Regions from separate parts of the Homo sapiens genome. Here region 2 is linked to region 1. A link is a contact called in ENCODE Hi-C or POLR2A ChIA-PET data. All regions are on one chromosome and are shown on one strand. Each heading gives the region's core, a stretch centred on a gene start or an enhancer-like site at or near the end of the contact. The rest is flanking DNA. Distances are from core to core; before and after follow the strand shown.

Region 1 (3,587 bases), core at 459-2,958:
AGGCGTGAGCCACCACGCCCAGCCAGTACCTCAGTCTCCCTCTTATTTTCCTCAGTCTGTAAGTAAGGATAATAATAGCACTTCCCTTAGAGGGAGGATTCCTTAAGTTAAATAATACGAGTACATAGGTGCAATAAATGTTTTTTTTGTTTGTTCGTTTTTTTTTTTTTTTTGAGATGAAGTCTCGCTCTGTGGCCCAGGCTGGAGTACAGTGGCATGATCTCGGCTCACTGCAACCTACGCCTCCCGGGTTCAAGCAATTCTCCTGCCTCAGCCTCCCAAGTAGCTGGGATTACAGGTGTGTGGCACCATGCCCAGCTAATTTTTTTTTGAGACGGAGTCTCACTCTGTCGCCCAGGCTAGAGTGCAGTGGCGCAATCTCAGCTCACTGCAACTTCCGCCTCCCGGGTTCAAGCAATTCTCCTGCCTCAACCTCCCAAGCAGCTGGTATTACAGGCGTGTGCCACCACGCCTGGCTAATTTTTGTATTTTTAGTAGAGACAGGGTTTCACCATGTTGGTCTCGAACTCCTGACCTTGTGATCCACCCGCCTCGGCCTCCCAAAGTGCTGGGATTACAGGTGTGAGCCACCGTGCGCAGTAATAAATGTTAAATACAGCAGAAATAAATATTAAAGAACAAATGGGAAATTAATGATTGTTCAGTTAATGACAGTTCTCCCTCTCCATGAATATTAGCCAGAGGATAACCACCACCACAGCCACAAAGGGTCAAACCCAACAGAGCTGTCTTGGAACGAAGCTGGGTTTGATTTCCTTGCATCTCTCCCGAATTCTCACATGGTCTCCTACACAAGACCATAAATTTTGTGCATGATCATTACTTTAAAGTTATAAAATGCTTTGTGTCAGGTAAAATGTTCTCAACGATTAAAGATTAAAGGGGATGTGGGGCCTTCGAGGGGAGACTGACTGCAGAGGGGCATGAGAAAACTTTCCAGAGATGTTAGTTCCTACATCTTGATTGGGGTAGTGGTTTCACAGCTGGATACATGTGTTAAAAGTCACCACTGAAAATGTGGGAAGTTTATCATACGTAATTTTTTTTTGAGACAGAGTCTCACTCTGTCGCCCATGCTGGAATGTAGTGCTATGATCTCAGCTCACTGCAACCTCATCCTCCTGGGTTCAAGTGATTCTCCTGCCTCAGCCTCCAGAGTAGCTGGGACTACAGGTGCCCAGCACCATGCCCGGCTAATTTTTGTGTTTTTAGTAGAGATGGAGTTTCACCATGTGGGCCAGGCTGGTCTCAAACTCCTGACCTCAAGTGATCCGCCCACCTCAGCTTCCCAAAGTGCTGGGATTACAGGTGTGAGCCACCGCGCCTGGCCCTATCATATGTAAATTATACCTTAATAAAGATTGAAGGGACGGAAGATAGAGGAAAAAGGGATTCAAGGGGAAATGGGTATTTATATTCCAGAGAAGGAAAAAATAGATATGCATGAAGAAACTCGTCTTAAAACTTTTAATTTCCAAAATCATTCTCTCTTTGAATAGATGAAACTGTCAAGGAATGCAAAAAAAAAAAAACTTCCTTATGCAAGAAACATTTTGAAAAATTTAGACATCTTCCCCCTCTCATTATCCTGTAACTAACAAACAGCACTTTTTTACCCCTAGGTTCACTGAACAAGCTGCCCTCTTGTGGTTCTGATATATTTCCTGAGCACAAAAGTGGGCTGTTAGGAAGCTGTGTAGGTAGCAAGCCCAGCCTGCCCACAAATATTTGTCAAGGTAACTGAGAGTGAATGTTCTGACCTGCTTCTACATGAGAGGTATACACACATCACTATGGGCTTGGGTCACAGTTACAAAAGAATGAAGAAAATACGGTGGCCACAAAATACATATGGTTCGAGGCTGACAAATTCAAAAGACAATTTAATCTCTGTTTACTTTGCTGCTTAATTTTAAGGCCCTTTAGTACATACTTTCACTTTTGCAACGTGGAATCAGCATATCAGAAGCAAGCACGTCTCAAACAAGGTCAGGGCAAAGAAAGCAGAACTGCAAACTCCGATTCTACCATCTGTGAATATATTCAATATTCCCAAGATATCTTTGTACAAAGAAAGAAAACAACAAAACAAAGTAAACAAATAGTACCTAATAAAAACAATCCTGCATTTTATTAACATTGGCAAGCAGAATCCAGATCTCTAATAAAATAACAAGCACTTTTAAAAAAGAAAGGAAAGGAGGGAAGAAGGAAGTACACAAGGAAGAGGGAGGGAGGGAGAATCAAATAGCGTACTTTTCTTTTTTTTTTTTTTTTTGAGACAGAGTCTCGCTCTCTTGCCCAGGTTGGAGTGCAGTGGTGGGATCTCGGCTCACTGCAGCTTCCGCCTCCCGGGTTCAAGTGATTCTCCTGCCTCAGCCTCCCAAGTACCTGGGATTACAGGAGCGTGCCACCACATCCAGCTAACTTTTGTATTTTTAGTAGAGACAGGGTTTCACTATGTTGGCCAGGCTAGTCTCGAACTCTTGACCTCAAGTGATTCACCTGCCTTGGCCTCCCAAAGCGCTGGGAATTACAGGTATGAGTCACTGCATAGCCACAGCATAATTTTCAAAAGTTACACTAAAAGAAGACAAAAGATGACACAGGCATTGACTCAAAAACTGGAAACATTTTCTCTTCTAGAGAGCAATCCATCTTTATACAAGACCTTGTTTAAAAGAAAAACATAGAGGCCCTAAGACTTTTTTAAAGATAAGGATTTAGGGGCTAGGTGCGGTGGCTCACACCTGTAATCCCAGCACTTTGGGAGGCTGAGGCAGGTGGATCACGAGGTCAGGAGATGGAGACCACCCTGGCTAACATGGTGAAACCCTGTCTCTACTAAAAATACAAAAAATTAACAGGGCATGGTGGCGGGCACCTGTAGTCCCAGCTACTCAAGAGGCTGAAGCAGAAGAATTGCTTGAACCTGGGAGGTGGAGGTTGCAGTGAGCTGAGATCCCGCCACTGTACTCCAGCCTGGGCGACAGAGTGAGACTCTGTCTCAAAAATAAATAAATAAATAAATAATAAAAAGATAAAGGATATAAATAAAAATGGGCTCTGTATTTCAACTATTGACGTGTTAAAAATTCATCTAGTCCAGATCCTGCAGTAGCAGGTGGGCTAAATTAATTTGAACCAGGGGTAGACTCATTTCTGTATATGGCTGCCGAATCCACATTCTGATAGATCAATCTTTCTTTTTAAACACGGTCACGTCACTTCCCTTCTCAAAACCCTCCAATGGCATGTCCTCACACTTGGAATAAAATCCAGAGTCCTTCCCCAGGTTCCCTCTAGGAGCCTGCATAGCGTGGCTTGGCTGTGCTCCATTCCCTGCTGTTCATTCTCCATCAACCTCACAGTGCTGGCTATACCACTGGCCTTCTGGCCGTTTCTTAAACAAACCAGCTCATCCTCTTCTCCTGCCTTGGCACTCACTGTCGGCCCCACCTGGAATTTCCTTTCCCAGCCTTTACACCACCCCCCATCCTAGCTCTCTCCCTGACTGAATTCAGGTCTTTGCTCAAATGCCATCTCCTCCAAGAAGTCTTCTCTGA
Region 2 (3,587 bases), core at 419-2,918, 910 kb before region 1:
ACTCTTCCTGGGTTTGATAAGGAGCAATTAACTATCACGTACTGTTGTTCTTTCTTGCTGTTAACCACTGAAACACCTCAATTAATGAGTTCTCGGGGGTGAAGCGGTGTTCTTAAACACCACGTTGGAAAAAAAAAAAAAGTTAGGACAAAAAGGTTTGGTTTTCTGGTCGCAGTGCTGTCGACGGCCGCGGAGAGCGGCAAGTTCGGAGCAGGCTACACTAAAGGAATCTGCGCGGCCAGCCACCCTAAGTGGAAGGGAATGCAAAGCCTCCTGCAACCTCCACAGCGCTGGGCAGCAAGAATGCCTCCTAAGCGTCCCAACACTCCAACACCTGGAAGGTCTTACGCTTTCCAAGTTATAATATGTACAGCTGCTGTTTCTGACAATAACACACACAAACTGGAAGGTCTCTTCTGCAAATGTAGCTATTACGTGTGTGAAGCTCATCCGACTCTCTCGATGCAAAAGTAACACATTCTATTAAGGCCACAGCCTCGGTTTTGCCAACTGGGGCAACTGAAAACATCCTACCGACTCTCTACAGCTAGCAAACCATCTCGGCTAAAATCCTGGCACATATAAACAGCCACTTTGGTGAAGTCTGCCTTTAAACAGCAACACGGGACTTCGGGTAGAGCCGGTAACCAGTTTATCACACACTATTAGTTCCAATAAAGGGTGCTGCTACCTCTTTACTGTCAGCCTTGGTTCCACTTACTGAGCAAACAGAAAAAGGGGATCCTTTAAATTCGCGACACAATAGGAGCTAAAAAGCTCTCGCTTTCAGGGTGTCAGCTTTCTCGTCTCACTTATCACAACAAAGGACGCATCCTAGTGACTTCACCGTACCCAGAAAGGGCTGAGGGAGACGGTAAACAAGATAGTGTGGATTTCAGGATTTGTGAGTTTTTCCTTCCAGCTACGACTCTCTTTTTACTCCATGATACGCCTCCACCCGTCGACAATCTGATCCTAAAAATAAAACCACCCGTGGCTACCTTGCCCTTGCCTGCAAAGCCCCGACTCTGACATCCTGCAGAGAATACCCAATTGCAGGCTCTTCGCGGGGGACGCGGGCTCGGCAGCAGCGGAGCTTCTCCCGGTGCAGAATCGCCAGCCCGGCCGAGGAAACGCCAAGCCCGAGAAACAGCCCTGTTCTGCCGCAGCCGCCGCAGTCCCCGAGAGCCTGAGGAGCCCCCAGGAAAAACTGGGGCGAGGGGAGGGTGAGCCAGCAAACGCTGGTGGGAGAGGGGGAGACACTCACCCGCCCAGACAACAACCGATGGGGCGGGGAGGATGGGGGCCGGGACCGAGGCTCGGCAGAAAGACCGCCTGGAGCTTCCAGAAGGCTGCGGCTGCTCCGGACGCTGCTGCCACTGCCGTTTCTGGCCGCCGGCTTCCTCCCCCTCCTCTGTTTTGATTCGAGTGACCACGTCACTCTTAGCCACAAGACCCGGATCTGCCGGCTCCCGCGGGCGGCGGCGCAACAGATTGCAGCGCCTGGAGACTCCAGCTGCCCCGCCTGCCGAGCATGCGCATGCCCAGCGCCTGCCCTGTGCGTCCCGGGAAGCCGGGCGGGAGCCTGCGGCTTCGGACGCCTACGACACGCTGTGCGTGGGGGCGCGGAGTGCGGGGGATGTAGTTCCGGTTGGGAGGGGCGTGGCTGAGGACTGTGAAGCAATCGGGGCGAGGCCGGGTGTCTGTTCAACTCTCCCGCGTATCGTCTGTTTCTTCGGCGGCGGACAGTGTTCTGTAATGTGTCTCCCGTTGCCCGAGCTAAAGGTTTTCCTCGACGGAGTCTTTAGAATACCGTGGTAGAGGTAGACGCGGTTACAAATTGATGTCTGTTGAGACAGTCTACCCCTGTAAAGTGTTTTTGGTTACTCAGGCCCGGATGGAAATTGGAGATGGGGATTACAAAAATACATCAAATGTGGCTGTTATTGATTCCCTTTACCTTAACATTTTTGCACCGGAAACGACCAAAATTAAGTTCAACAGGAATATTAATAAAAGGAATATGTAGTCGGGCTTGGTGACTCATGCCTGTAATCCCAGCACTTCAGGAGGCAGAGGTGGGCGGATCACTTGAGGTCAGGAGTCCGAGACCAGCCTGGCCGACATGGTGAAACCCCATCTCCACTAAAAACACAAAAATTAGCCGGGCATGGTGGTGCCCGCTTGTAGTCCCAGCTACTCGGGAGGCTGAGGTGGAAGAATCGCTTGAACCCGGGAGGCGGAGGTTGCAGTGAGCCGAGATCGCGCCACTGCACTCCAGCCTGGGTGATAGTGAGACTTTGTCTCAAACTAAATAATTAAAGATATGTGACCAAAGATGACTTGCTGGTCAGGAGATAATGGGGAAGTAGGAGGGAATGCTGTGGCTAGGCAGCCAGCCAGCCCAAGTCTTAGTTGCTTTGGTTGTAGAGCTGGAATAAGAGTGCTGCTTTTACCCAATCTTCCTTTTAGAGCAAGTTGGTGCTTCCTATTCTCCCATTCTAGTCTCTGAGTCTCCCCGCTAAATTTTGGGGGCCCTGGAAATTTCCCAATTTGGCAAAATGCAGAACTATATTGTTTTCTTAGGTCCTTCAGTTGGCAAGCTTTAATTAAAATGGGACAAGTGGCGAAGTAAAAGTGAATCCCAAACAAAGATTTTACGAAAGTGCCTCTCTGCCAGTCTTGACGGAGAGGTGAAAGCTGCAAGCTTTCTTACTCAGATTTGATGACCTTTTCACTTACCCAGACTTCCACCTCAGCAATTTGGTTAATTACCCCTCGACAAGCTGAATCACCTTCCCCAAATAAGTATCATTTACAAGAGCTTTTTAATTAAAGTGGATATTGAACACAGGTAAAGGTTTCTAGAAAATTAAAGGTTTCTGGTAAAACTTGAAGTGTTTCCCAGTTAACTAATTGCAAAGTAGATACAAAGAATAAAGATTTTGGCCCTTAATCTGCAACCTTGAACTCTGCTTACTCAAATTCAGAGTTTGAGATGGAATCTGGTGCCCTAATGAGCTGACACTGTACCAAAGGGTCTTTAATTTGTGCAACTCCAAACAAAATCTGTTATGCTTGAGTGCACCCATGGGCACGTATGTGTTTGAGAACACAGCTGTGTTTAAGAGAACAGTATGGTACAAAACTAGAATTGTACTGGTTGTTGCAAAATTCTCAGTACTTGGTTTTGTTGTTGTTGTTTTTGTTGTTGTTGTTTTTGTTTGTTTTTGAGATGGAGTCTTGCTCTGTTGCCCAGGCTGGAGTGCAGTGGCTCGATCTCGGCTCACTGCAAGCTCCGCCTCCTGGGTTCACGCCATTCTCCTACCTCAGCCTCCCGAGTAGCTGGGACTACAGGCACCCGCCGCCACCACGCCTGGCTAATTTTTTGTATTTTTAGTAGAGACGGGGTTTCACCATGTTAGCCAGGATGGTCTCAAGCTCCTGACCTCGTGATCCGCCCGTCTCGGCCTCCCAAAGTGCTGGGATTACAGGCGTGAGCCACCGCGCCTGGCCTTTTTTTTTTTTTTTTTGAGATAGGGTCTTGCTCTGTTGCACAGGCTGGAATGCAGTGGTGCAATCATAGC

The links. A loop is a pair of places that touch in the nucleus more often than their neighbours do. ChIA-PET counts read pairs that join two places held with the same protein, here RNA polymerase II (POLR2A). Pooled maps may share reads with other maps.
Region 2: a pooled map shows a loop between it and region 1 (3-fold over the local background). The contact joins the promoter of SMIM14-DT here to the enhancer-like site in region 1. A Hi-C loop is called at or near these places in 1 of 37 single-sample maps with no recorded cell type and 1 of 50 pooled maps. POLR2A ChIA-PET finds 5 or more read pairs at or near these places in 1 of 52 experiments (activated B cell).

What each region holds. Positions count from the first base shown.
Region 1 is chr4:40,549,368-40,552,954 of GRCh38, forward strand. The region is part of intron 1 of RBM47 (RNA binding motif protein 47); the gene reads right to left. Among named protein-coding and RNA genes, the nearest start is that of MIR4802, 49 kb to the left of the region's middle. RefSeq lists a silencer at 1,661-1,750. Within about 2 kb of position 1,709, at least 16 of the 41 ENCODE cell types and tissues checked have a DNase peak (open chromatin) inside an H3K27ac peak, as active enhancers do.
Region 2 is chr4:39,637,472-39,641,058 of GRCh38, forward strand. SMIM14-DT (SMIM14 divergent transcript) reads left to right here and starts at 1,669. Exons shown (of 6, transcript NR_183845.1): 1 at 1,669-1,823. SMIM14 (small integral membrane protein 14) reads right to left here and starts at 1,394. Exons shown (of 5, transcript NM_174921.3): 1 at 1,268-1,394. RefSeq lists an enhancer at 1,336-2,053.